2 separate regions of the Mus musculus genome follow, and region 1 is linked to region 2. The links are chromatin loops, found by intact Hi-C in ENCODE. Cell type or tissue: left cerebral cortex. All regions are shown on one strand. Each heading gives the region's core, and the rest is flanking DNA. Links, peaks and the distances in the headings are about the cores only. Region 1 holds the start of Rapgef5 (Rap guanine nucleotide exchange factor (GEF) 5). Region 2 overlaps Rapgef5 (Rap guanine nucleotide exchange factor (GEF) 5).

The links. Peaks named below come from ENCODE experiments on the same cell type or tissue, not always from the same donor. Only the 100,000 strongest peaks of a DNase experiment are listed, where the experiment ranks them.
Region 1: a loop joins it to region 2, with 4 times the contacts of the local background. A loop is called at or near these places in 6 of 42 quality-filtered maps.

What each region holds. Positions count from the first base shown.
Region 1 is chr12:117,527,792-117,542,724 of GRCm38, forward strand. Rapgef5 (Rap guanine nucleotide exchange factor (GEF) 5) reads left to right here and starts at 6,137. Exons shown (of 26, transcript NM_001373989.1): 1 at 6,137-6,442. The coding sequence starts at 6,227. In left cerebral cortex, for the core only: a CTCF peak has its summit at 6,902; DNase peaks (open chromatin) are centred at 3,518, 5,603, 6,204, 6,854 and 4 more places; H3K4me3 peaks cover 2,761 bases; H3K27ac peaks cover 4,124 bases.
Region 2 is chr12:117,577,032-117,591,964 of GRCm38, forward strand. Rapgef5 (Rap guanine nucleotide exchange factor (GEF) 5) reads left to right here. Exons shown (of 26, transcript NM_001373989.1): 3 at 590-696; 4 at 4,663-4,784; 5 at 7,012-7,180. Among named protein-coding and RNA genes, the nearest start is that of Rapgef5, 51 kb to the left of the region's middle. In left cerebral cortex, for the core only: a CTCF peak has its summit at 9,293 (motif pointing right); DNase peaks (open chromatin) are centred at 7,461 and 9,291; H3K27ac peaks cover 701 bases.

The DNA.
Region 1 (14,933 bases), core at 3,233-11,232, 50 kb before region 2:
CACACACACACACACACACACGTCTTATGCTTATTCCCTTTCCCTCCTAGCAGAAAGACAGGGCCACTGGGTGGTGCTTTGAAGTTTACAGTCTTACAGGCATTAACTCACTCAACCAGCAAAGAAAGTACACACAGAATGTACCAACACAGGAGCCATTTCTGTTAAACTCATCTTGGGGATTACTCTTTTAGTGTTTCATGCCTGGATCTCGCACCCTGTCTTGTTGGCTTCCCAGTGTTCAGCGTCTCCCTGTGCTAAGGCACTTTATATACTGATGCTAAAATCATCTTCCTTCCCTGCTGATCTGAACATGCCACCATCTGGAGTCCATTTATAGCCTCCAATCACCCTTGGGGGTAATGTATTTTCCCATAGCCTTAGCAAATCTCATTTGCCAAGACCTCTGTATTGCCTTCCTTAATTTAGGGCAGCAGCGTAGGTGAATGCCAGTGTGTCCAGGAGGAGAGACCCATCCCAGATGGGAACAATGAAGAAGGCTTTTCAGAGGAAGTGTTCTTTGGTGTGCAGAAGGATGCATAGATTTCCTTAGCTGGGGGGTAGGGGAGGGAGAGTAGGACAGGACTGGCCTAGATTTATTGCTGTCTGTTGGTTACATTAAGTCCTTCATTACTGTCTTGTCACGCTGGGCTTTTGATCATGCAGGATTTTTCTTCCCTGACTCTGAATGCCTAACTTAAGAAGTTCCCAGTGTGATAGCTATACAGTGTATGAAGAGGCACAGAGAGATTTTGTTTCAAGACCATCAGTACAAGGAGTAGAAGATGAACTCATATGGACACATATCCATCCTGGCACCTATCCCTATCAGGTGTTCTCTTTGACTGGAGCCACTGATGCAAATAGCACAAGGAAATGTTATCACCCCCTGGGGGGAGTATTTGCTTGAGGCATGGTTCGTGATATGCTATAAAAATAACAGGGCTGTACCACACAGGTTTGTCATGAGCAGTGTGAGGGCAGATAGTTCTATTTGTGATTCTTGAAAACCAAAATAAAGTAAGCCTAACATTTTAGATCTGAAACATGTTTCATTATTTTGCTACATTTCTCTCAATTGCATATTCATTCCATACAAATCACAAAAATAGCATGAGTATCAAGTACACACATGGTTCTCTCTGGCATTCTCGGTGAGGCAGTCTGGGAAATGAGTTTTGTGTGACATAATCTGTCTTCTGATCAGCTAGCTACTCAGCTCTGATCCTCAGAGAGGCCAGGCTCAGGTCTGTCTATTTTAGTCATTATATACTGGGATGTTGGCCGAGCTGAATAAAAAAGAGAAATTACGTGTTTATTTCTGAAAGCTGATACAACAATATAAAGGTATTTCAGTGAGGCACACTTCAGAGTTGGGTATGTAAGAGGGATTGTACTAGGAAGAGGGTACACCAACGTCCTGGCAGCTGTGACGGCCGAGGAGTCATGAGCCTGATGTGCATTGTGCCCAAGGACAAGCAGGTAGACAAGTAACAGTGAGACACAAAGGACGACCCGTGTATCCATGATGTTTTGGTATTTATGGTAATCATACAGGAGTATATAATTAAATGAAGAAAAGCCAGGGAATCACTATCCTGAATTTTATACAGCCAGGGATTCAGAGCCATCTGCGGAATGTTCTCTAAGGGCAACCTACCTGTGCACCTCCTGCCCCATCCAGCCATCATGACTTTGAATCTGACACAGCTCTCCAGTCTTCCTCATAAGCTCCCCAACCCCCATGCTCTCCTCTCATTATCTCGGTTTTCACTCCTGTGCCCTCTGACTTAGCCAGTATAGCTGCTGTATAAACTGAAGCCCACAGAACCTGCTTGCCCAACCTTCTGACTTCTCTAAATATGGTGCCAGTAAATTCTTGTTTGATTAGGTAATACATTCACAATGTATGTACACAAATGTACATATAAACACAATTATATGAAGAAAATATTCTACCTTTTCTTCCTTTTTGGCCAACTCCAATAACATTTTTCCCTTGGTGCTAGGGATTGGAGCTAGGGCTTTTCACTTACCAGGTAAGCACTGGGCTACTGTGTGTCCCTAGCCTTTGGCTTTTTGAGACAGAGTATAACAATATAATTCAGGCTGTCTTTGAATTTACACTCCTTCTATCTAATTGGCTGGCACTGAAGACATGACCCACCACACTAGGTAAAGACATTTTTATAGTTTCTTTATGCATAGACCTCCCTCCCCTCAAAGGAACATTTTCTCATTTTAATCACATTCTGTTTTGACCATGTGTTTGATCATCATAGTTACAAAATAAATACTCTATACTTAGGGATTAATACAATTTATTATTTTACCTCCCCATTCAGTGGTTGATGGTGCTCAGCTGGTAGCTCTTACTCAGGTTCCTCAAATTTGGTTGCCCTCAAATGCTGAAGACTAGCCTGGGCTGCACATCTCAAGTGGCTTATGGATAGTCGACATTTGATAATGCTGTTGAATGGGAATTCAGCTGCCAGAAACCTTCCACACTGGGTTTTTCTACATATCTACGATGGCCCCTTAAAACAAGGCAGTTGGCTTCTGAGTGAGCACATTCTACCAACAAGCGTTCTGAGATAGCAGGAAATGGAATCTGCCAGGCCAAATTAAGGGCTATTTACAGATCTAGTGAAATCATCCCCATGTAAACATTGGGACAAAGCCTTCCCAAGCCTGTTCAAATGCAAGGAAGTAGAGTCCCAGACCCAAGTCTTCAAGGTCCCATTATAGACTTTGGGCCATGGTCATCTTCCCAGAGTGTGGTCTGCAGCACTGTGAGAAGCCATTTTGTACCCTCTTTCCTGCCTCTTGTCTCATCTAACATCTCAGTCAGTTTTGCCCCACTCTTGCAGCAGTTCAGCCCTCATGACATTGCAGATAGTTCACTGTCAGGGTCATTTTCCAGCTCTCCAATTTCTCTTCACTACAAAAAGCCTGTCTAATTTGTGGCTTCTCACGACAGGCATTTCCACAAGTGTAGCCTTGATGATGCCATTTCCATTCGTAAAAAATCATCAGCTCTGGTTCCTTAGACTTCAGGCTGGCTAGTGGTCTTGTTAGAGTGCTGCGGGGTTTGTACATGCAGGACCCATAGTCTTTAAGCTTTCAATAATACAACGCCAGGATAATTTTACTTAAACCCAGGTGAAGCCTTATTTGAAAAACTGAGTTTGCATACATGAAAGCATTCACTTATTCAATGACTGTGGTCGACTGCTAAAATACTAAACAAAAGAAAAAAAATCTGCTCTCACAGGGTGTATTTCTAGTTTCAGAGAGGCAGCAAGAGACTAAGTCTGTACAGTATATAGAATGATTATGTAGAATGTTGGAAGGCAACAAGCTCTGTGAAAGGCTTGGGAAGGGCTGTGGTTTTATATCACACGGTCATAAAATGCTTCCTTGAAATGGTGACATTTGAATGTAAGAAATGGAATGGTCTGGGCGAGAGAAATCTCTAGGATGTGCCATATTGGATAGCCAGTGGCCATATGCTGCTGTCTAAATTTATATAATTTAAATTAAATAAAGTTAAAAACCTAGTTCTTCAGTCACACTTGCCACATTTCAAGTGCTCAGCAGCCACAAGTTTCAAAAGGCTGGAAAAAAAAATCCCTAGAATATTCCTTTCAGGATGCAAGCGCTGTAGCATAGCATTACAGAAGGGTGGTACTCCGGGCAAAAGGCAAGGAGAGGGTGCTGGGGTGGGCTTGTCTGAAAGGAGTGGTGTGAATTTTCTACTAACAGATTCCTGCTCTTTCTGATATATCGTGTGTGTGTGTGTGTGTGTGTGCAAATGCACGTGTGTAGGTGAATATCCTTATGTGTGTGCATGCATGTGGAGGCCAACCCTGGCTGCCAGTTCTCAGGTTCTTTTCATACTTGGATTTTTTTTTTTGTTGTTGTTGTTGTTTTTAAATATAGAGTCTCCTACTTGCCTGAGCTTACCCCTTTAGATAAGGCTAGCTGGCCATCAATTCCCCAGGGGTCTACCTGTCTTTACCTCTCCAGCCCTGGGATCAAAAGAGGTGACACTAATTATGCCCTGCTTCCTTATTCTTGTTTGCTTGTTTGTTTGGTTGGTTTTGAACATAGTTTCTTAGGATCTAACTTGGGTCCTTGGACTTGCAAGGCAATCAATCACCTTAGCAGACAAACTACCTTCCTGGTTCCCACCTGCTTACTTTTATGCTAAGTATGTGTGGCCTTTATTATTTATTACTTTAACCTAAATAGACTTTTCAAAAGTCCTTATTGATGTTGTGCCTTAGATACATGGCATGGCCGATTCTATAGACTCTATGGTGTAAGTTTCAAACTCCTAAATCTTATATTGAAAACTGTGAATCTGTGAATCTGTGAATCTAGGATTACAGTGCAAGCCTGTAATCCTAGCACTTGGAAGACAAAGAAGGGGTGCCAAAAGTTCAACGTGATCCTCGGCTACATACGGTGCTCAGGTCGGCCTGGGCTACAGGAGACTCAAAAAAAAAAAAAAAAACAAAAACAAAAACAAAAACAAAAACAAACAAAAAGCCAAAGGAAAAAAAGCTGCTTGAACATGTGTGAAGACCGAGAATGTCAACTAGGAGACAGAACATATGCGATCTCTTCTGTAGCGGAGTGAAGTCATAGATAATTCAAATGTTACTTCTCAGGGATGATATGACTGGCAGAAGGCCCCACAGATCAGAATGTTAACTAGGAGTGTCCTGGGAACTCCTTGGAACCAAGTACCAACCCCTTAGCTGGCACATTTTAACCTAAAAATCAAGAGACTGATGTTAGAGATACAGATGTAGAGTTTCATTCTTGGATAAATCTGCATCACAGACATTTGGAAACCATAACAGACTATAGAGCTCATTACTGACTCCTTCTCAATAAATGTACATAGGTTAAGGGGACAAAATGTAAGTCTTCTGCAGTAAGCGGACAACACAAATTCTATTTCCCCCGACTTCTTCATTATGACATCACCCTTCTCTAACAGGACATAGCCTCCAGGTCCAAAGGCTCCCTCTGGCCCTATGTGAGCCACCTAAGAGTTTGAAATCACAATTTCAAATCTCCTTGAAGGGCTCTAAGCTTTAAGACATTGTGTAAATTTCTTGGCCTGGCTTAGGTTGCTCTTCCCAGGAGGTTTTAGTATTTACATTCACTTGATAATTAGCAAGAGTTTAGGGACTACCTGATTTCCTCTTAGTATTTATCTACATCAGGCTGAATTTCCCTTTTCTTAAGGGCAAGATCTCCACTCTCCCTACTCGGCCACATTTCCCGTGTGCACTTGGCCAAACATCTGCTGTGTGAGATAGTAACCTTGTCAAGGATCCTTACTTGTCATTTTAAAGGTTTTTCAGATCTTTGGCGGTCATAGGTAAAGAGTGGGTCTCAGCGTCCTAGTGCTGAGGGGTTAAAGGCCTTGTTGAAGATTCACAACCCCTTGGAGTTGAAGGCCTTCCTGGAATGGTTTCCACTGAGCACTCCACAATTCCTACCTCCTGGAATTGTATAAGCAGTGATTCATGCTGCGCTAAGCCTTTACAGTTTACCAAGCACATTCACCAGACACAGAAGGCTTCCAGGGAGGTCAGGTTCCAACATGTCAACAGAGATTCATCTTCGGGCCACCAGACTTGCACCTATTTTACTAAGCACCCATCAAACCCAACTAGTTTTCTCCGCTCCCCCTTTTATGAGGAGCGCGCCTACCGACCACTGAGTGGGCAATGTTGTCCCAAGAAACCAATTCTGAACATTTTCTAGGATACCGACTGTGCTGTGGGGCTAGGCTAAGCGCCGGAGGGAGGAAGACCTCTGAGCCTTCTGGGTCGCAGTCCAGGCCACTCCTGGCTGGAGCAAAGGGACTTTTTAGACTCGGGGGAATGGGTCCGGGAGGAGGTTTTTGGGAATGGCGCACCTATGCAGGCTCAGAGCACTCGCCGCTCCAGGGCCCCTTCCGCGGGCGGTGGGAGTGTCTCAGCCGTCCGGAGGTGAGCGGCGGGGCGGGGCGGGGAGCACCTGGGCGGGGCCGGGGCGGTGCGCGGGGCCGAGGCTCCCAGCCGGGCGCGCGCCAATGGGCAGCGGCTGGCAGCGCGTCCCGCGCCTGAGCCGCAGTCGCGCCCTCTCGCTGCCTGGCGAAGGCGCGGAGGCGAGCGCGGAGGAGAGCAGCCGCGGGCGCCGCCGCAACCGTCAGGGCATCAGGATGGCGGTGGGCTCTGTCAAGATGCAGCCGCCTTGCGAGAGTCCGGCCCTGGCCTCGGCGGCCCCGGCCGATGGCCCTCTGCGCCGCAGCCCGAGCGCCCGGGAGCCGGAGCGCGAGCCGCCCGCCGCGTCTCTGCGGCCGCGCCTCAGGGACCTGCCTGCGCTGCTGCGGAGCGGGCTCACGCTGCGGAGGAAGCGGAGCGCCGCCGGCGCCCGGGTGAGTGGCCCGGGCGCGCACGTGGAGCCCTCGACTGCCCCGCGGGCCCGCCACGCCGTGGCTGGAAGTTGGGGAGGTGGCGGGACTCCGCTGGAGCGGGGCCTGGGACGTCGGGGTTAGGGGGCGCCCCTCGGGCTGCGACGGCCACCCTTCCCCCTAGATGCACCTGAGCGCACCCGGGCGCCGGGGCATCGCAGGAAGAAGGGCTGTTTGCTGCTTTCTGTGGGGAAGCTGCAGGTGTCCGGTGACTGAGTCAACCAGCCCCGTCTCACAGAAAGTCTTAGGCCTCCCGCAGGTCCTGTTTGCAGGTGGCCTGCGACGTGCGTGCTTGTTTTGGAAGACTCAGCAGTGTCTGGGCGTCGGGACTGCCCTGGCAGCCGCCACTGCTGAGGGGGAGACTTAGGAGTTGGAAGAGCTTGGGTGAGCTGCTAGCGCTGGGAGCACTCAGTACTCCGGGACGCCCCCTAGAGCGGGAGAGGGTCGGACCCCCGGGAATCTCAAATATCGACTTTCTGATGGTGTGTTCAGATATGACTTCCTGGTGAAGGAGCATTCCTTGTGTTGTAAGTGCATCTCACGACCTGAGCAGGCCAGACATGTTTTTTATGTTAAAAGGAGGGCCTGCTTGTCATCCTGGTGATCCTCAAGCCACTCAAGAAAGCCCCAGTAAGCTCTCACTGACTTCCTTCCTACTCAGCAGAGCTTGGGAATACCTTGGTACATCCTACTCATACTTTTTTTAAAAATTATTTTTTGATTATTATGTAGTATTTACTGAAAAATCGTAACAATGGTGTGATTTTTTTTTTTTTTGACTAGAAGTCTTAGTTATATGTCATGAAAGGAGACAGTAGTTGGAGACTCACAGCTCCTGTGATGTTATTGGCTTGCGGAAACCTAAGGGCTGAGGAAGCATTTGTTCTGTCGTGGCTTCCTATAGATGGGCAAGGATCTGAATTGCTACAGTTCTTGTTCTCCAGGCTGTGTTTTCCCTTTCCTAGGTATTTTCTTCTTCGGTGCTACCTTAAAGGATTGTTCTTAGGATTCTCTCATGCAATTAGATAATTTTTAAGTCAGCCACCAGGAAAGTTTTAGAATTGCCCACACAGTAATCATGGTTTTTTAATTCACGTTACATTCCGCTCACTGCCCCCCCACTTCCGGTCACCTCCTCCTACAACACTTCGCCCCTCTCCTTCTCTGAGTGGGTGGGCTCCCCTGGTTTTTTTCCCTACCCTGGCACATCAAGACTGCAGAGCTAGGCACGTCCTCTCCCACTGAGGCCAGACAAGGCAGTCCAGCTAGAAGAATATAGCCCACAGACTGGAAACACTTTTTGGGATAACCCCCTCTCCAGTTGTTTGGGACCCATGTGAAGACCAAGTTGCACATCTGTTCCATATGTGTAGGGAGGCCTAGGTCCAGCCTGTGTGTGTTCTCTGGCTGATGGTTCAGTCTCTTGAGAGCCTCAAGGATCCAGGCTAGTTGACTCTCTTGGTCTTCCTGTGGAGTTCCTAACCCCTTCGGGACCTCAGTCCTTTCCCCTACTCTTCCATAAGAATCCCTAACTCCATCCACTCCACACAGTAATCTTGATGTGTGGTGTATAGGATTGCTTACAAAGAAAGGCAGGAAGTGTGTCCTCAAGATAGGGTGGCTAAATAAACACAAGACCCAGAATTATAGACTTTGCAAGAATCTAGGAGAAAGTAGGTCAAATTGTGTTCCTATTATCCTTGACAGTTACTTTTCCACGGCACAGAATGCTGAAGACATGGGCAGCCGGGAAGTCTGTGACAGGAATTGTCCACAGATCCATCTGCAGCATTCATCTACACAGGGACTCTAGTTTCTTGCTGCCTGGGATGATGATGTTTGCCCTGTCAATATGCAGACTGGCCCTAACTTTCAAACTACTCTGTATATGGGCTCTTCAAACAAGCTACTTTACTAATTCTTCTTCAGTCACACTACATTGTATTAGTTCTTTAAGAGCTTAAATGCATGTCTCTCTTAAAAGATTGAGTGTCAAGTTTTTCACTGTTGGGAAACTCCCACTTTTATCAGTTTCTCCCTCCTTCTGCTTCAGGGGAGACTATTTTAGTTTGCTTTCTGTTGCTGTGATAAAACACCATAAACAAAAGCATGGGAAGAAAGGTTTATTTCATCTTATAGCTTACAGTTTATCAACTGTAAAAAAGTGAAACTTGGGGGAGGAACTCAAGACAGGAACCTGGAGTCAGGAACTGAAGCGGAGGCCATGGAGGAGTGTTGCTTACTGGATTGCTCACCATGGCTTCCTCAGCCTGCCCAGGGGTGTCACTATTGAGAGTAGGCAGCATCCACCCACATCAATCAGCAAATCAAGAAAATGCCCTACAGACTTGCCTACAGGCCATCTGATTGAGGTCTTTTCTCAGTTGAGAGTCCCAGATAACTATAGCTTGGTTGTCCTGTTGAAAAACACTAACTAGAGCAACTACTGTTGCGATTTTTGTAACCCTCATTGTCAAAGGGGTAGGAAGGAGTTTGAAAGAAGGGAAACAAAGTAAAATCATGTGCTCTGTGTCATGCAGCTTGAGACACTGTAACACAATACCCTAAACTTGATGGCCTGAAGAGATGTTTATTTTCTCACAGTTATGAAATCTGGCAAACCCAAGCTCTGTTCAGGCTAGTTTTGTTTCTGTACAGGGCATTGTCTGCCTTGCAGGGGCCCATTTTTCCTCTACCCATTCTTATGGCTTTTCTTCAGCAGGGTCAAAGACAATCTTGTCCTCTTTTTATAAAGCCACTAATCTTACCATGAGGCCCTCACCCTCACAACCAAATACAATCTAAATACTGCCAAAGATTTCCATCACAGTATTCCACACCCCCCCCCCAATTTCCATATGTCATCACAGTAAGGGTTTGAGCTTCAACTTAAGAATAGTATGGATGATGTAAATGTCCATAAGAAGGGGTTTGAGAGGAAGAGAGAAATAGTAAAATATATCCCAGGCTGATTGGCAGGTGATGAACATCTGATATTAACTGGGTAGTCCCCTTGATTGGGACACTGATATTAATGTAATGGCAGCATGACTCAGAGACTCAATGAAAACTGTGAGGCCGTACCTACGGATTTGAGCTGAGTGATCTCTGTTCATAGAAGTTCACTCGGCACAAAGCAGCTCTGAGTATTGCACTGTTGGTGAAGAGGTTGAATCATACCAAAATCTGACCTAGTAGTTCCTATGCTGTTGTCCATGTTGTCTGAGACTCCCACAGTTTGAGACCATCCAACATCAACTCAGCTCTCTATGGACTGTGTTGTTCAGCCCAGTACCTTACAGAGTGTCTCTTTCTGGGACAAGTTAACCTGTCATTTGGTTAATACAGCACACTTCCTTGGTTCCCTGGTTCCTCTGTTCTGTTGTTTCTAATGGTATTGAATTCACTGTGCATACTCATTGAGAAGACTGCACCTCCTTTGGACAAGAAAAGCAAAAGCTAAGGTTTGCATTGTAGGAAGACTTGCTACTTTTTACTACGGCTACATTTTGCTATGGAAACATTTTTAAACATCAATGGCAACACCAGGTATTCTGGAATCCCATTATACCAAATCTTGTTTCATTTGTGGTAAGGGATGGGATGGGGAGGGGGTTGTTTCTGGTATAATTTAAAGCAACCTCTGAGTTACTTCATAAAAATTGCATCTGACACCTCTGATAAGGACCTTACAGCCACCAGCACCCTCCTCTGTGCCAGCATGGTAGCTTATGGCTGTATCTAGAACACAAGTCTGTCAAAATTGCAAGCTTTGGCTACAGAGTGAGCTCTGCACTCCTATTTAAAATAAAACAAGTCAAACAAATAAACAAAACAAAGCACTTGTGACTTTTTCGTTCCTAAGACAGTTAACATTTCTTAGCACAGTTCCTACATGCAAATCCTCCTGAAGATGCCTGTCTAGCTGTTATTATTAGAATCAGAAACTAAGAGTGCCACATGTTGATTTTGATTCTTGAACTTTTAAGTCCGTTTTATTTTATAACAGACTCCACCCTCTTTTTTTTAATGATATTGATTTGCAAGACAAATTGGATCCTTAGTCCAGGACTCTGTCCTACTTTCTGGGTGTTAGTTAACCCATTCTTCCATCCCTATAACCTGACAATTCCATACGGAGGCTGGACTGGATTCAAAAGCACATACCGTTTTTGAGTAGTACTGTGCTAGGTGTCCCTGTCATTTTGTGGTGCTGATAGGTCAGGATTCTTCCGGAGTAGTGAGGACTGACTGATTGACGCAGATGATGTCACTTTCCCTTCTACCTTTCACCTGATGGTTTTAGTTTCTTAATTCCTGAAGTCATCTTCATTAGGGAGTGCAAATACATCGACAGTCTGAATACATCATTCCTGTTGCACCTATTATTTGGAACAGTGTTCGTAAGTGCATTCTACCAGGAATTATTTGGATTTTCCAGCATTCAGGCTGCATAGGAAAGAAGGGGGGAATCCTGTTTTCCCCATGTATCATTTTTCATAGTAATGCTTTAATTACTAACAGCCTTCATGAATAGCCAGAGTTGTTCTTTTCTTAAGATAACCACAGTTGTTCTTTTCTTAGTGTCATCAGGAATTAATGCATTTGTTCCAGTCTGTTGTGGCAAATTCTCTCTTGAGCGTGTGTCCTCTTCTCCCCCATACTTAGCATATGGTCTCAGTAGACTAGAAGCCTTTATACTTTCTGATTTATCATGTCCATTTTCGCCCTCACATTTGAAACTGCCCATCTGTCTAAGGATCACAAATCTTTTAAAAAATGTATTAGCAAAAATAGTTTATTTCTCGAATGTTTTGCTTCTTTTAGTGTCTATCTCTTTCCCCCCTTGGTCTTGGCCTTCTACCTTAATTTTTGAAATTCTTTAAAGATATTTCTAACCAGGCTATTTCCAAAATTGATGGTGTAGAATAGGTGTTGATGACCACTCCATCTTTCTCTATATGCTGTCAGATGCTGGGAGTGACATATTTTGGGTTTTACTACTGGCATGTTTCCTCTTAGACTCTGGGATGCTCTTCTTTATCTCAAAGTGCTTTATTTACAGTAGGTAGCTGATTCAGTTGTTCACAGTGGACAACAATGTCTGCTAGTGATGCTCAGCCATTGGCTTCATCATGGTTCTCTAGTGATGCTCAGCCATTAGCTTTCACAGTAGATGTTTGCCCATTGTCTTCTAGTGATGGACTTTTCACCATGGTCCTGTAGAGATGCTCTGCTTATTATGGTCCTTTAGTGATGCTCAGCCATTGACTTCATCATGGTCCTGTAGTGATGCTCAGCCATTGGCTTTCCCAACGGATGCTTCCCCATGGTCCTCTTGTGATGCTCAGTGACTGGCTTTCACAATGGAGTCTTCACCATAGTCCTATAGTTATGCTTAGCTTACTATAGTCCTCTAGAGATGCTCACCCTTTGACTTTCTCTTCAGGTGGGTGGCTTACTTTCCTTCTGTGACTCCTTTTACTTACTGCACTTCACTAGCTGGTGGCCCTGTGGCAGATGCAGAATAGAAGAACAAAAACTAGAAAGGACCACTGGTATCCACCCCACCTCCCATTTTAAATTGAGGGATCAGGTCAGCCTGGGACTCACTGTGTCTCACAGCTTGGTCTTGAACATGTAGCATCTTCCTACTTCAGCTTCCCAAATGCTGAGAGTGCAGGCATGAGCAATCTTACTGAGATGACATAAACAGAGTGACCCTTTTACTCTGTCCAAACTGGAACACCATGGGTGTGACTCAATATCCACCTCTGCCAGAAACTTGTCTCCACTATTGAGAAATATACGCTACTCCATACTACACCAGTATGTTCATTTAATACTTGTTTTAAACATATGCCTTATAAGCTGAAAACATGATTTGTTCTTTGTACTTATATTAAACTCAGAGACTCATGTATCATGTATATACCTATGGCAGAGACTTCATTCAGCTCTTGCAACAGGCTTGTAAATTAGATGTGGCTATGTGCATTCCATAGATGTGAAAACTGAAACACGGAGGTGGCTTGCCCAAGATCTCAGATTGTGTAGGTGGGAAAAGGGAGGGAAGTTTGAATCCAGGCAAGTCAGGCCCCATAGGACATAGTTTTGAGTAGACTGTCTAGCTCTCTAGTACAGAAAGTACAAAGGCTCTGTAAACTGCTATAGCTTCTGGGACTTGCTGGTAGCACCTTGCTACTCTGAGACTGCTCAACAAATTGGTACAAAGCCAGACTAACTTTTCTTTCAATTTAGCACAAACAGGCTCTCCCTGACCTATTTGGGTATGGGCCAGGGAAAGTGGGGGAAACATTACGGGTATGAGTGAATGGTAACTAATACTTGCCAGAATTAAAAATAGCTGTCAGAATGTTCTGAACAAAGAAGAAAAAAAAAATCACCAGCCTCACCTCCATAATAAAGGTCAACCTTGTGCCTCGTGCATTGGCCAGCTTACTTCTTTGTCTGTTCATGGTATCCTGTAAGAAAACCAAACCATTAATGGAGGCTTGTAGGCAAGGTGAGTCAGAGCAGACAAGAAGAAAATGTGATGAACTTCCCTGAGAACCATGACATCCTTGCATCTGCTTGCTGACAGATTGCTAGCTCGACCCAGTATTTTAAAACTCTGTTAACCATAGCTTCACATAAAGTTAAGTGTGGTCCCCATTATCCAAGGGACTCTGGTACTAGGACCTCTCATAGGTACCAATTGCTGATGCTCATCTCCCTTATATAAAATGGAACAGTGCTCGCACATAACCTACACACATAACTTTGTCATCTAGATTGCTTATGAGATCCAATATGATGCTAATGCTTTGCCAGTAGTTTTTTTGTTGTATTTTAGAAACTCATGTCAAGGAAGAAAAAAGTTTGTATGTGTGGGCCCTCCCATTCCCCAACTATTTTTAATTTGTGGTTGGTAATTTTGCAGAGGCCAGCCCCATGGAAACAAAGAATCAATTTTAACATTCTGTAGTAACAGCTTGTCATAGTGGTTCACATCTATAATCCCAGTGCTTGCCATGCTAAGACAGGAAGACTGCAGAGGCCTTCCTAGGCTACATAGCACCGGGCTAGCTTGAGCTACTGTGAGACCTCATCTCAGAAACAATAAGAACAAAACCCACCACTACCACATTAAAATCCTCTATGGTTGTCACTCCCAAAAGTACTTATTTGGGAAGGAAGGAAACTGTAGATTCGTTTATTCTATTTTAATTTTGTCATATTTTAGTACAAGAACAAAATGGCAAATTAACACTTTGTTTACTTCCTTTCTGTGTTTTCATGTTCCTCCATCTCCTGCAACAGACTTTGGTTGTGGAAAAACAAAGGTGTTTGTGAGGGTTTGGGTGAGAACGGTGCCATCTGCTCATAGGTTTGCATACTTGTTTCTATTTTGTGGAACCGTTTGGGAAGAAACAGTTGTGACCTTGTTGGAGGAGGTGTGTCACAGGGGTTAGGCTTTGAAGTTTCAGAAGACATTGGCCATTCCCAGTGTTCTCTCTCTGCCTCCTGCTTGTGGATCCAGATGTGAGCTCTCAGCTGTTCCTGCCACCGTGCCTTTGCACCACCATCATGGACTCTAATCCTCTGGGTTAGGTCTCTAAACACTCTTTCTTTGGTATGTCGCTTCCATTATGTTTTATCACTGTGATAGAAGAGGGGCTGAGACAGTGTGGTAGTACCACCATCCTGTCTTCTTGTAGGAGATAGACCCCCCAAATCCTGGAGCCTTGGTAAGGAGACACCGCAGTCCAAGATTTCTGAGTGCAGAGACAGTGTAGATAAAACACTAGGAACACTAGGGTTGAGGTTTTTCCTTCCTTGGCTAGGTGCTTATTCTAGGCAAATTACCTCTTATAAATGTCTTTATGAAACTGTAGGCACAAACATTTTTTACTTTTTTATGCAATGTCAAGTTGAATGTTTTTTTAAAAAATGTGATACTCTAACATAAAGTGACTATTTTAGGTGATGTCTAAGTTTTGGTAGCATAACAAAATTTCACACTTGCCTTGTCTCTTAAATTGAGTTGGCAGTAATTGGTATCTTGTGTAGCTAAAAATAGATGGAAAGGCAGGAACTAAGTCACTGGTAAAGGCTTGGAATATTTGTGATTTAGAAAAAAAAAACTTTTTCAATGTTGAATAACAACCCTTTACTGTGAATACTGGTAATTCTGTGGTAATATGAGATCTGGAAGCTTTTTGTAAGAATTTGTAAAATTTAATGTGAATAATCAAAGTTGATAACATGGCTTTTCATGAATATATGTGTAGCCAGTATTATTACGCTAAATCATTCATAAATGGGGATACACCGGCAAAGCTCACAAGTATGCTGTGGATTACAACCTCAATCCCCTTGAGGGGATGAGGCATGCTCACCTATGAGTAAATATGGGCCAGATAGGGTAAGAACTTTCTGTGACGAGGAGACA
Region 2 (14,933 bases), core at 4,384-12,383:
GAGAAGATTAAGGAAAGAAGTTAAATGAAATCTCTTTCTGAAAGATGGAATTGTGAAGTACTGTAGATCAAATCAGAACTTTGGAATTAGCTGTGAACTCTGAGGTTATGTGAAGCCTCAGGGCAGAGTAGCCTGCTGTGACATTGCACCATCTTTAAGTTATTCACTAAGTGTGGAAATATCTTCTGAGGACTTTTATATGCATGAATTACCAATATGGCCAAAGTAGTAGATTTGTTTGTGATTAATCTAAATAGATTAAATGATTCTTCAGTTTCCTGTAGTGATTGGAACACTATATTTAAGATAATGGATATTTTACACAGAAGTCTTTGTGTTTTAAAAGAATATTACAATTATAGTTAGGTAAAGTACTTTACATTTAGAAAAGTTATTATAGTCTAATAACCTAAGTAGACCATCAGCTAAAATAAAGTAAGGTAATTATAGGCCGGTAGTTTCATAGGCTAAAATGTGTCTGAAGCTCTGGGAATTGGTCATGCTACTTATATATAGCATGCTATTGGGAGTTCACAGACTGTCACATTATTGTTCTACATTCACAGGGATTGTTTGTCTTTTCTCTTAGATTTATGGAGAGAATTCTTCCTGTGCAGGAAGAGCATTAAGGAATATTATTATCCTTCAAGCAGCTGACCTGGTAAAGGACAGAGTGAATCTCAAGGGGTTTTACAGGTAACACAATTTCTTAACACCTTGTCAAGAAAACAGCCTGTGTTACAATTGTAACCTTGAGCATAGAGTAGCAGGCTGTCTCGGTATTAGCTGTCAGAGGGACAGATGTGTTTTCTCTGCTGAGGATCCTAAGGGTGCTTGCTTATGGTCATGATTAGGCTTCTGGGTCTAAAAGAATATGAAACTCCTTCCTAACTACATAGTCTCTCTCTCTCTCTCCCTGTCCCCTGCCGCCTCTCATTCTCCTGAGACATGGGTGCATGCTACACTGGGGACTTCAAGAAAAATAGGTCTCTCCATATTGGAGACATGGTCAAGTCTCTGGAAAGGTTCATAGGCAAAAAGAGCTGTTCAAATCCTCCAGGTGAGAAGGAGCCGCATCCCACTCTGCACTGTGAAATGAGAATGGCAATCTGGCTTCCTAAGCCAGTGAATAATAGAGGCACATCTGTATTGGAGAAACAAATAGTTTATGGCCAGTCTTAATAAATGGCTGCACCTACTACTGTGAGGTCATCTGAAGCATGTGTTTCACTCTTGTGGAATATTAAAGCAAAACAAAACAAAGGAAGATGGACTAACGCTGAATGATACCAAAAGAAAATTATAACAGTAAAACCAAGAGGAAAGGAAATGTTATTTATTGCTGCTTTTCTTAAAGAGATAACATTGAAATAGCAGAATTGGGACAGCACTCAGATATCACAAAAAGGAGGACATATTTATTCTACCAATAAAGGATGTTCCTTTTAGCTATAAAAATTTAACTTGTAAAAAAAATCAGTTTATTATTCCTGTTGTTTTCATTGGCCACGGGAAACAAATGTTTCCATTGAAAATATTTCATGATGGCCTGGATCCTGGGAATAGTGATTCCCAGATATTTGGGGTAAGAAGACTCTTGTCTGAGGTACAGTTTATACACAAAAATGCACAAGTCTTAAAGTATATTGCCTAATAAAGTTTCATTTACTATATACCTATGCAGTCATCATCTGTGTAACCATTATTAATATACAAAGGGTGTTTATGTTCTAAAAAGTTTCTTCATGCCTTTTAACAGTAACCAGTTTCTGCAAATGTTTTAATGTTTTATTAGCATGCATCATTTATACATAATAATGGGATTCATACTTGTACACAGTGAATTTCAGTCATTATTATCTCCACCTCTGCTGCTGTCTTATTATAGGCCCACTCATGTGCCCCTCTTCCTGTTTCCCACTAGCCTCTCTTCTATTGTCATGTCTTTTTGTTGGGGTGGTGGCAAGGTTACATGAGTGTAGTTGGGAGTTTGTTTCCAGGCACATTGGTACCTTACAAGTTCTTTATGGCACTGAAAGAAATGACTGCCCTTTTATTAATAAGTTTTTAGTGGAATTATAAAACCCCAGGAAGGTGTAGGGCCCTATGAACCCTACCTTCTTCATGACCAGGAGTTGAGAAGCCCAGTCTTATGGAGAACTTGGGTACATAATCACAGCTGCTGCCAGCTCAGTAGTACAACAGCCAGCTTCAGGAAGAGTCCATTTTGGCTTATGGTACCCATCATGTCAGAGGATAGATAGCAGCAGGTGAATGGGCAGGAAGCTGAGAGATCACATCTTAGCCACAAGCATGAAGCAGAGAGAACAAACAGGAAGGAAGGCGAGCTGATGAACTCCTGAAGCTCAGCCTCCACAATGTGCTTCCTCTAACAAGGCTGCACCTTCTAAAGCAGGGTCTGCATACCAGATATCTAGGTTACAATTTATAACAGTAGCAAATTATAGTTATGAAGTAGCAACAAGATAATTTTATGGTTGTGGGTCACCACAACACCAGGAACTATATATTAAAAGGCCACAGCACTAGGAAGGTTGAGAACTAGTGGTCTAAAATTTCTGTCACCTTATAAACAGTACCACCCCAGGGACCAAGTGTCCAAATATATGAGTCTACAGGAGACATTTTGCATTCAAACCTCTGCACACACACACACACACCCACACACACAGGTTGAAACTAAAAAAAAAAAAAAAAAAAAAAAAAAGTAAAAACATCAAGTACAGTGACACCCAACTCTTTAAAACTGACATTGTATATGGAAGTCTTCTTGTCTAGTTGTAGGCAAGCTCAGAGAATCCATGTTAGTTACAGAAGGCTACGCTAAAGTCTACCTTTGTTCTTAGGGTGTTTTTGTTTGTTTGTTTTAATTTGTTAGCAATCTCTGTGGGCACTGATTGAAATGGAGATCTAAGCAGGTCCATGGGAAAATGAACTATCCAATTTAGAATGTATTTAGGTTTTTATATGAACAGAGTTGGGAGGGAGTATGTATTTGTATGTCTTCTCCATTATAGTCCAAGGACTGACTAGTGTTCTAGGATTAAAGACAAATTACCAATAAGGTTGTCTGGGATGGAGCACTTAAACTGGTGGTAAATGGAGGCGATGTGTTCCCGTATGCTAGGTAAAAATCCACAATAAAAGCTTTGAAAAGTTTCTATTCAGTTTGTACTATAGAAAGAGCATGTTAGTTCCTGAGACCTTATTTCCTTTTATGTACATGAATCACTAAGCACTCCACTATATCATTTATGTTTTAAAGTTTACTGTCTGTGTTACCACAGACAGTTAGAAACCATAATGGGAAGAAAGGAAGAGGTCAAGAAAAAACAAAATTTCCACCCCAGAGATGGGTAAAATGTAGCTGTCCATGGACTCGCGCCGGTCTGTAGCTCATTACCTCCATATGTACACAGGACCACATGGGTCTATAGTTCATCACCTCTGTATGGAAGTACTACTGCCTGGCATCACAGCTCTGGTTATATCTCCGTGTACCACCAAAGCTTCTGGATGGAGTACAAGACTTAAATCACACTATGGCTAAGAACTACTGCCAGTATTTAGATCGCAGTGCTCCAATAACCTCAGCTTTTATCCTTTCCACTCCTCCCTGCCCCATAGATTTGAGCTTTAAACGGGATTGTTGTAGATCTGCTCAACAAGTCAGGGGATTAGAAAATAAATGCATAGCAGCTCATCTCATTTTATTTGCTTTAGAGATATTAAGGACAGAGTTTCTCGTTGTCCCTAATGGTTTTCCTGGTCAGATGGTTGGTAAGAGCAATTGCAAACATAATGATGTTTAGGGAGGGGCGGAAAGGGACCAGATACAATGAAATCAATATTATGTTGGGGAATGGTACCCAGTTTTCTGTTAAGGTTGTTATAGCAATTCTACACTTTAGCATATTTGTTCTAAGCCAGTGTTCCAAACAGAATGAACCCTTCCTAATGAGAAAGGAAAGTTAGAGGAATTTGGTCTTTGTGGTCACCAGCAACACCTAAAGGATTTGATAGGGGTGAGCGTCTAAGTTTCCAGATAGCTTTGACATATCAATATCTACACCTGACAGCACCCTTGTTTTTCCCTGAAACCACTGAGCATAGTGCTGTTGAAAGGCTCAGACTAGGAGACTTCCTCATGACCACCTGTGCTACCTCATGCAATGTGGAGGTTTGGTTTGTTGAGCAAATGTCTGCACACTTCCGTGTTCCAGGTGATATCAGACACACAGAAAAGGCTGTGGAGCCTCAGTGTTTTGAGAATGTGAAAAAAAAATGACAGTATTTAATCCATGGGCTAAAGTGCTTTCAAAACCCAAAGATGCTGCCTAATTGAAAGAAGCACTGAGAAATTAATTAACACTGTGATCCTTAACATGAAAGGTGTCCTATAGAATTAGAACTTCATATTGACTGTTTGGTCTAATTGCCACCTGTGTTCTCATTTAAAAGGACTATATATCTGGATGCTTATCATTATCTTAGCATTAACCTGAAGGTAGAGGAGAGGCAATGCCATTTTTTTCTTGGCTTGCTTACTTCAGAGACAGAGCGCTCATGAAAGGAATGGCATCTAACATCAATGTTTCGTTTTTGAAATTTCTCATTGCTTGTGGCTTTGCTTTGTTCCAGGAGAAGCTGTGTGGGGTCAGAGCTGGTCGACTGGCTCCTGGAACACTGTCCTTTTGTCCAGTGTAGATCTATGGCCATTGGAGTCTGGCAGCTCCTACTGGATATGGGGATTATGTCATCCGGTGAGTGTTCCTTACTTTGAGGACGCAGTCACTGTGTTGTTAAACTGCTAGACCAGACCGTACTTGACCTTCCGGAGAATGTCATAATCTGGATGGAAATTGTTTTTGAAGGCAGATTTTTTTACACAATTATTTTCTAAGTAAAAATGGCAGATCATTTTTTGATTCGTTTACTTTCCCCACACCCTCTGTGGAAATGATTAGGTACCTGTTGATTGCAGGCTTATACATGTAAAAGTCTCTTCCTTTCTCCCTGTCTACTCTGCTCATATTTTTGCCAATGAGATCTTTTGTTGCTTCAAATGAATGGCTTATTATGATGTATGCAATCATCAGAAACTGACTTATGAACCGTATGTGTTTGCCATTTTAATTAAATAACCATGAACATGTAGATATGTGAGCTGTGAAAGTAGCTGTTCAAACAGGCCAGAAAGTGATGTTTAAGTAGAAGGTCAGATAGATGGCGATCTCTCTCTTCTTAGTTGAACTAGGAGAATTGAAGGAGCAGAAACCAAACTATCTTTGTTTTTTATTTAATCTCGATTTCTCAGATGCTAGTTGATACTGTAGGGGGAATTTGCCTAATTGTTTCCAAATTGTTGCTTGGCTAAATAAAGATGTCAGCAGCTAATCCTGGGTTTAAAAGAGAAGGCGGGATTTCCAGGCAGGACAGGAAGAGAGCACAGGGTGTACAGAGGTTGGACGAGGCGGCAGGTGGAGGAGAAGCTGCAAACAAGTAGGTTTCTTCCCACTGATAGTTTGTAGCAACTGCGGAGGCCAAGGTGGATGGGGCAGGATATTCTATAGAGGATAAATATTGAGGTCAATTCCTGGTATCATTGTGAAAGAACAATATTGTGTGCAATTCTAGAAAGCACGCTTCTCTTTACCTGGTCTCCTTGCCCAGCACTCCTTGCAGGCTGCAGCCCTGCACGACTTAGCTCCGAGATCACACCGTATCTGGCTCCACTTCCATCCTGCCCATTCCCCCTCTGAGAATTCCTGGAGCTACCGCTCACGTTCCACAGACCATCCACCCCTGTGGCTGGCTCTGTGGCTTACCCAGCTCCCAAGCTAGCTCTCCAGGTTTCCGCTTGCTGCTTGCCTGGTGCAGCAATGGCTGCCTCACCCAGCTCCCTAGCTCCCTTTAGCCGGGTGGAAGGAAAACACTAGAGACCTTTATATTTTAAAACTGACCAGATAACTCAAAGGCTAGGTGAAGAATATCCTGCCCCATCCACCTTGGCCTCCGCAGTTGCTACAAACTATCAGTGCGGAGAGACCTGCTTGTCTGCAGCTTCTCCTCCTCCTGCCCCCTCGTCCAACACCCCCACCCCCACCCCCCACCCCCACCCCCAGTCCTCCCTGTGCTCTCTTCCTGTCCTGCCTGGAAATCCCGCCTTCTCTTTTAAACCTAGCGATTAGCTTCTGACATCTTTATTTAACCAAGCAATAATTAGGGAAACTCCCTCTACAGAACAATACAGAGGGGACATGGTTGTAGTCATCTTAGTCACTAATACCTTGCACCTTATTTAGAAAGTCAGTTAACTGTTTTTGGGGAGGGGAGCTTTTATTGGCTCATTGGCTAGCATTGGGTTTCTAGTTAGCCACACATTTCGTGTAAATGCCTTTTGGAAGCATCTCTAATGTTTGATTCCTTTAAGACAGGATTTCCCAACGATGACAGTATGGACGTTTTGAGCTAGACAACTCTTTGCTGTGGGGGGACTGTCCTGTACATACAGGATTTTTGCCAGCATCTGTTTCTTTTCCCTTTTTCGATGCCGGTAGCACACCCTTTTATTGTGACTACCAAAAAATGCCTCTAGACATCACCAATGGTCCCCTGAAGCAGGACCACAATCATCCCCAGTTGATAGCCACTGATCTTGCTAACTGAAACTTGCTATCGTGCTGTGTTTATGCGGCTTTGCCTGCCGCTCTCTTTGAAGCGATATTGATTTGGTCATCACCTGTCTGTGAAGCAGAAAACATAGCATATATGTGAATATATCAAAGTTCAAGCAGTGAAATTGACCAGCCAGTGCATCCTTTCATTTTGATTGGGCGTGTAAGCATGAATGAAGCTCAGATGTCTGAGTACAGCCTTGTCTATGGATTCTCCTTAATTATTGGACTTTTCGGTTTATTATCTGATTTATGACTCTAAACCACAACTTTTTTTTGTTTGTTTGTTTGTTTGTTTGTTTGCTTCGAACAGTGGACCAACATCTATACTTTCAAGATAATTATGTTTTCTACCAGTTTTCTTCGGATGAGTGCAGCTACTTGTACTGCGAATTTGAAAGAGAGGAAGAATGGCAGAAGGGAGTGAAGCTATTGCTGGAGCTTGTGCATCTCATTCCTGCAAGAGCTGGCATCTGTGACCTGTGAGTAGGTGCTGTTAGGTACCCCTGTAAGCTGCTCTTTCTTAGAGGAGATCTCCTTTGTCCTGGGACTGTGCTCTGTGCCTGCCTGCAGATCCCCACTTGTTTGAGTGGTAGGAACACTCTTTCCAAGTTCAGGGAGGTAAGACACACTGCAGAAGATGCCTTCTGGCTCCTACATGGCTCCATTGCTATTCTGATCCCAGGCATGCCTGTTCTACCAGCTGCACCACGATGCTTCTAATTCACTGCTAAATGAGTAGATGATCTAAATTAGGTCTAAACATATGACGGGGCCGAAGTTGGAATGAAATAATAACTCACATCTTAGGCACTGTCCAAGTCGTGACTGTGCTAAGGAGGAGTCCAACAGACATTTCTGAAAATAATCTAGAAGCCATGTTTGGCAAATCAAAACATGTGAATCATTATCACCTGAAGAGAGTGAATCACTGAATAGTTAAAATTAATTAGCAGAGGCTTCCTTGAGTCATGGTATGGGGATTAATGACATGCCTTGTTTATCCTTGGCAATAGTGAAGAGCTTATTTCAGAAAGGAGTTGCAGATTGAAATGTCAGCTGAATCACTAATAGAGTTCTTCAGGTATCAGCACACTGTCCCATACCGTTAACTCTTAAGACAAGTGAACGGCCCTTACTTTTCAGGTAGAGACTACAAATTCCAAGAGATGCACTCCTCCGACCACAGCAAACATAACTTTCTCTTATTAGCTAAAGTGATCCTATTGAATAGTTCATTCAGTCTTTTCACAAAGGAACATCTTATACTAGTGATACATTTCTGATAGGAAGGTTGGATGTTGAGCACATATTTCATGTCAGGCACTGCACTAAAAGAATGCCTTGCAGTTTTGGCTTCACTTCAGAAAGATTCTTTAAGACGGGCACTGTAAGTGAGGAAACCGAGGCACAGAAGTCAAGTGACCTGACCAAGGTCACACAGACAACAAGTGCTGTTTTAGTGGTTGAATTTACATTGGTCTAGCTTTATTACCTCGGCTTTCTACACCTGCTATGATGTGTTCTCAGAAGCTAGGGGATAATCCCAGCACCCCTTCTGAGAGTTGTAAGCACAAGTTATGAAAGTGTTAGAGGCCTGTGATTATGTCCTCACCACCGTAGGCAGAGGGCCATGCAATAGGAGTGTAGATTCCAGTGGCACTGAATTATGGCAACACAGTGGCCTTTATTTAATATGTTCCTTGTAGAGGTCATATGTATTCAAGAGAGGTCAAGGCACATTTCAGCAAATTCCAAGGCGATCTCTAAGAAGGATTGACATGCCCTTCTAATCAGACATAGCCATGGTGACTGACATTAACCTTGAGGGACTGCTATTCTCTGATAGGGTTCTTCTACCACTTCCTGTCTTTTATACATGGTAGAGGTGTAGAAATCCCTGGTTATGTTCAGATTAAAGAAGGGGCAGGAGGGTACTGAGTTATCTTGCCTCCCCCCAGATAGCAAGTTAGAACGTCTGTGGTTGAGATAGCCTTGTGTAATGTAACTCCTGAACCTGCCCTAATTTTTTAAAAAAATGCAAGTTATTTTAAAAATTCAAGCCTTAGTATCAATTCCAGATTGCTTGCAATCTTCTGTCATACTGATTACTGTGGATGCAAATGGCAGATCCTGGCTTGAGAATGGACTGTAGAATGCCACATTCGTCAGCAAGTTTCATCCATTTGGCCTGAACAGGAGTATTTGGTCACAGTCACTTACCGGTACAAATGGTCACTGGACACCCAAGGATCTGTTTATTCCTATAATAAGTACCATGCTTAGAAAAATAAAGTCACTAAGCCACCATTTTCTTCTGGAGAGCGAAGATAGAAGATATATATTCATCCTGTGCGCTATCCCACTTAGAACAAAGGATGGTCAAAGAAAAGATACCCAGGGACATTGTCCTCTTTCAGTTGAGTTGTACAACCTCCCCTGGTTCCTGCACATACTTTCATCTTAACTGACTTCAACCTGGATCCTTTGTTTTGGTCTTCAGCCCACACTGTTAGCCTCCCCTGCCAATGAGTGCTCTGCTTTGCTTCCTGTTTTGCCTGTTTTTCCCCCTGTAAGTTCTGCCCAGCCCTCCAGGGGGAGCCCACATCCTACCTTGCCTATGAAGTTTCTCTGATGTCCTTGGACTGTCTTAGGCTTGTGGTTGGTAAATCACTGCTATTACTGTTGGTAATTTAAAAAGGAAAACCCGTTCTTCTGTGCCTCTCTTAGCTTTATGTCCTTTCACTCTTATGACTTCTAACTGAAATGTCCTCTGAAGTCTTTTGATTCTTGTTTTCTATTTATGAGCTAAAAACTCCATCCTGTGGTGCTTTTAATAACCTTTTTGATATTTGAAAGCTATTAAGCTCTACCTACGCAATTCCACATTCGGCCCCCTAATTTGCCATCCTTTCTAAATGACTTTAAAATGATGCCAGAAAACCACTTAATGTCCCTGTATAAACACAAATCTGTTCTCTACAAATGTATTTTTAAAGAGGGAAAAAAATAATAAAGGGGATTTTATAATTTAAAAAAAGAATGTTGTCCACAGTGTCCCCAGCAGGAAGAGAGGTGGTGCTGTGCAAGCTTCTTGCCCTGTTTGAGGAAACAAATGTCCAACTCTCTGTGAAATAGTCTTTATTCCCCCCAAAAGAGATAATTTGAAAGGATTGAGTTGGTTGTCAGGGTACCGCAGGGAAAGAGGCCAGTTGTAGTACCGTATTCAAACAGAAGCCCAAATTAAGTTATCCAGAATGGACTTTTTCCTGACACTCTTTAAAAAAAAAAAAAAAAAAAAACCTATGGACAGGAGGAGAAGAGAATGAGTAAACTTTGAGAAATTAACAGTAACAAGAAAGACAACCTAGTAATTCCATCCTGACTTGTATGATGGTTCTTCCTGATAAGAACCTGATTGAGAGTCGATGCTTTTCAAAGCCAAGCCTGGCTCAGCTACAGTATGTTGCTTCTCTCCTCACAAGTTTGAAGAGGCTGGGCTCCAGTCTGTGCTTGACCCTTGAATACATAAAACCGTAGCCTTCCAGTTACAAGCAGGTAACATCCATGCTATTAAAAGGCTTGTTAAGGATTGCAAATGCTGGGGATACAGAGGACATGCAAAGAAAATTTTTATTTATTTATTTATTTATTTATTTATTTATTTATTTATTTTTGTTAAGGGACCTGGTGTGTGTTATCCACATGAATATTCATCCTCTTGGGTAGCTTATGAGTTCCTACCTTTGGTCTAATACAGTAAAGTTATTCAAATACAGTATCTGCTTCTTTCCCTGCTCTTTCAAAGAGTGCCCTGTGGGATGTGGTGGGTAGCTAGCATGGGGCCACTTTGAGGAGATGAAGTCTTTCCTGTCTGAGAGGAGGCTTTCTCCACTTAAAACTTCCTTGTGATGACTGCAAGCCTATTTACTGTGTTCCTAAATAAAGTGGTTGAGTTTCAGTCCTGATTAGCCTGGACAAATCAGCATCTTTGACCCTGTGACTCCTGTTCTTTTGAAAGTAGCCTTTGCACAAACTTCCTGGGACTTCTCTGACTGCATGGTATTTGTGTCCCAAAGGCTGTGCAGTTTGGGGCCTTGCTTGACCCTGAGAAGATGCCCTTCTGAAGACCAGTCAATTCATGGGGGCTAGTAAAGAATATGCCTGTACAAGACCTTTTAATATGTGGACCAAGCGGACCAATCAATGCAAATTCTGCAGGCCAGTCTCCCCTTCTGGGCTTGGGCTTTCCATCTGTCCTATGCACATCAGGGTCAAGTACTAGGCAAATGGGGGTAACCCTGTTCCTCAGAGTCAGGTAAACTATTTGAACTAACCATTCTTTTTTTGTTGTTTGTTATGGTTTTTTTTTTTGTTTGTTTGTTTTTCGAGACAGGGTTTCTCTGTGTAGCCCTGGCTGTCCTGGAACTCACTCTGTAGCCCAGGCTGGCCTCGAACTCAAAAATCCACCTACCTCTACCTCCCAAGTGCTGGGATTAAAGGCATGTGCCACAACTGCCCATCGAACTAGCCATTCTTTAGGCTGTTTAATCCTGCCTCATTGCTACTGCTTGTGGGAAACACAGAAAAAGGTGCTGGTCTATGTCTTCTCTCCTCACCTCTCCCTACCCTGCCCCTCGCTCCCCTACCCTACTCCTCACTCTCCTACCCTACTCCTCACTCTCCTACCCTACTCCTCACTCTCCTACCCTGCCCCTCACTCTCCTACCCTACTCCTCACTCTCCTACCCTGCCCCTCACTCTCCTACCCTACTCCTCACTCTCCTACCCTGCCCCTCACTCTCCTACCCTACTCCTCACTCTCCTACCCTACTCCTCACTCTCCTACCCTGCCCCTCACTCTCCTACCCTGCCCCTCACTCTTCTACCCTACTCCTCACTCCCCTACCCTGCCCCTCACTCCCCTACCCTGCCCCTCACTCCCCTACCCTGCCCCTCACTCCCCTACCCTGCCCCTCACTCCCCTACTCTGCCCCTCACTCCCCTACCCTGCCCCTCACTGCCCTACCCTGCCCCTCACTCCCCTACCCTGCCCCTCACTCCCCAACCCTGCCCCTCACTCCCCTACCCTACCCCTCACTCTCCTACCCTACCCCTCACTCTTCTACCCTGCCCATTACTCCACTACCCTGCCCCTCACTCCCCTACCCTGCCCCTCACTCCCCTACCCTGCCCCTCACTCTTCTACCCTGCCCCTCACTCTCCTACCCTGCCCCTCACTCTCCTACCCTGCCCCTCACTCTTCTACCCTACTCCTCACTCCCCTACCCTACCCCTAACTCCCCTACCCTGCCCCTCACTCTTCTACCCTGCCCCTCACTCTCCTACCCTGCCCCTCACTCTCCTACCCTGCCCCTCATTCTCCTACCCTGCCCCTCATTCTCCTACCCTGCCCCTCACTCTCCCACCCTGCCCCTTACTCTCCTACTCTGCCCCTCACTCTCCTACCCTGCCATAGTTTCTCCCTGACACATATAAACAGCACAGGAAATTCTCAATCCTGCCTAGTGTATGCTTCACAGCTCTGACCTGGGGGTTCAAGTTCAGCTCTGCCATTCATTCCTGTCCCAGATCTGCCCTTTGTACTTATGACTTATCCTAATTAGATTTTCAGAACATTTGGAGAGGAAAAAATACTGTCTGGGTAAACAAATACTTTTTGAGTAGTAAATTTTTTTCATGATTGAACTGGCATGTTTTGCACTTGGGTCATAGGTGAAGAAAGTTTCCATTTATCTCTTTAGACTGTTATCAGATCAGACTGGCCTTGGTCTTTGCCATTTCTCATTACTCTGGCAGCCATGTGTGGACGTTATTACGTATTTTCCTCAATTACATTTCCAATGCTATCCCAAAAGTCCCCCACACCCTCCCCCCCCCCCACTCCCCTACCCACCCATTCCCATTTTTTGGCCCTGGCGTTCCCCTGTACTGGGGCATATAAAGTTTGCCTGTCCAATGGGCATCTCTTTCCAGTGATGGCCGACTAGGCCATCTTTTGATAAATATGCAGCTAGAGTCGAACTTACAGGCGGTGGCCAGCGGTAGCCAGCGCCATCTTGTAATGGGTATGTGGCTTCCCACAGCCATGGAGTTGGGGAGTCCCCCAAAATCTCCATTGTCTTAGACAAGACTTATCCAGGTATAGGAACAGATTGCTCATCATTACCAGGCCACATCCACATTTGAAAGCAGTACAGGAATTGCAGGAAAATTTGATCCTTTGTGGCTGCTGTACCAGTATTTGAAGTAGTGGTAGGCATCTGCAAAATAAACTGTGAAAAAGATGTCCAAGGACACCAGATTTGAGTCAGCTTTCGATTGGTATCATCACTGTGTACTAGGGCCCAGGAAGCCCATGACAGCCACAGTTTATTGCTACTCAGAAATTTTCTTCTGTCAGCATAACTAGCTGGCTGACGATGGAAAAATAGTCTCTGAAGAAGTCAGCTTGTATTCATTATATTAAAAAAGAATCTCTTTTCTGTCTTAATTTCTTTTCCCATCGGTATTTGCTTTGTAAAATGAGCAGTTCTTACCACCACATCAGTGTTCTGTGTGTGGGACAGGAAGATTGAGACTTCATTGTTAGAGGAGCAAGTTGTGAGGATCTGTGGGGTGTTGTGTGTGTGTGCGCGCCGGTATATGTGTGTATGCATATGTGTGTATGTGTGTACATGTGTGTATGTCATGTGTTTGTGTTTATATGTGTGTGTGCATGTGTGTGTATGTATGTGAATTTGTGTTGTGTGTGCATTTATGTGTATGCATGTATATATGTATGTATGTATATTTGTGTTATGTGTGTGTGTGTGTATTTACGTGTGTGTGTGCATGTGAGTGGTGATGCTAATAACCACAGACTTTGTACAGATCAAACAGTGATGCCGTCTCCCTCGAATAGATTCAACCTTTATTAGTTATATGGTTCTGCACGAAAGATGGTTTTCGCTTTATCTGTGTGAGATAGGAAGCAATGTAAGGATTTTTGAGCACAGAAAAGCTTTTCTAGTTTGCTTTCTGTTGTGATAAAACGCTCTGACCCCAAGCAACTTGGAAGGAAGAGGCTTGGCTTATACTTCCAGGTCACAGTCCATCACTGAGGGAAGGCATGGCAGGAAATCAAGCAGGGACTAAAGCAGAAGCCGTGGAAGGACCCTGTGTACTAGCTTCCTCTTCAGCTCATGTTGACAGCTTTCTTATTCATTAGTCCAGTCTAGTGATGATGCAGCTGGATCCTCCCACATCAATCATCGATCCAGACAGTGTCTCAAAGGCACAGCCACTGGTCAGTCTGACCTGTGAATTGAGGTTCCCTCTTCTCATGTGACTCTAGGCATTGAGGACGAAGGCCATGCTCTAACTTACATGTTCTCAAGGCCACCCTGGCTTCATGGCCAGGATTACAGCAGTAATGATCAACATCGTGAGAGGTGAGAAGAATGCCTCGAAGGAAGAGACAGTGGCAGTACAGGATGGATATAGCATGTATATCTAGTGTACCTCAGTGTTGAAGGGACCGGAGGGTCAAGGATGATGTCTAACCAGAGACATAATGCTGCCATCAATTAAGATAGGGAACACTGTGGGAAGAGAGTATTGGGGTGTGATGTGTCTGTGTACATGTGTGTGTGTGTACACACATGTGTGTGTATGTGAGTGTGCAAGCATATGTGGGACAGGAAGATCGAGACTTCAGTGTTAGAGGAGCAAGTTGTGAGGATCTGTGGGGTGTCATGTGTGTGTGTGCAAGTATGTGTGTGTGTGCATGTGTGTATGTGTGTATATGTGTATGTATGTATATTTGTGTTGTGTGTGTCTGTGTATTTGTATATATGTGTGTGCATGTGTATTTGTATGTGTGTGCATGTGTATATTTGTGTGTATGAGTGTGTGTATGTGTGCATGTGTCTTGTATGTGTATGTCATGTGTGTTTGTGTGTGTATGTATGTCTGTGTGTGCACATGTGTATGTGCACGTGTGTGTGCATGTATGTATGCGTGTGTGTGGGTTGTGAACATGGGTATAATGTTTTCTGGTTACAAGGTCAAGGGACAAGGAACACAGACTTTGCCATCCTTGCATCCACATGGTAGAACTCTAAGGTATTATTAGATTTCACAGGCTTTTAAAAAGCCTCTGCCTCTGGAGCTCAGTGCATTCACTCCCTTGGAGAACTACTAGCTCTGCTTCTGTTGGAAAGCAGAGTCCTT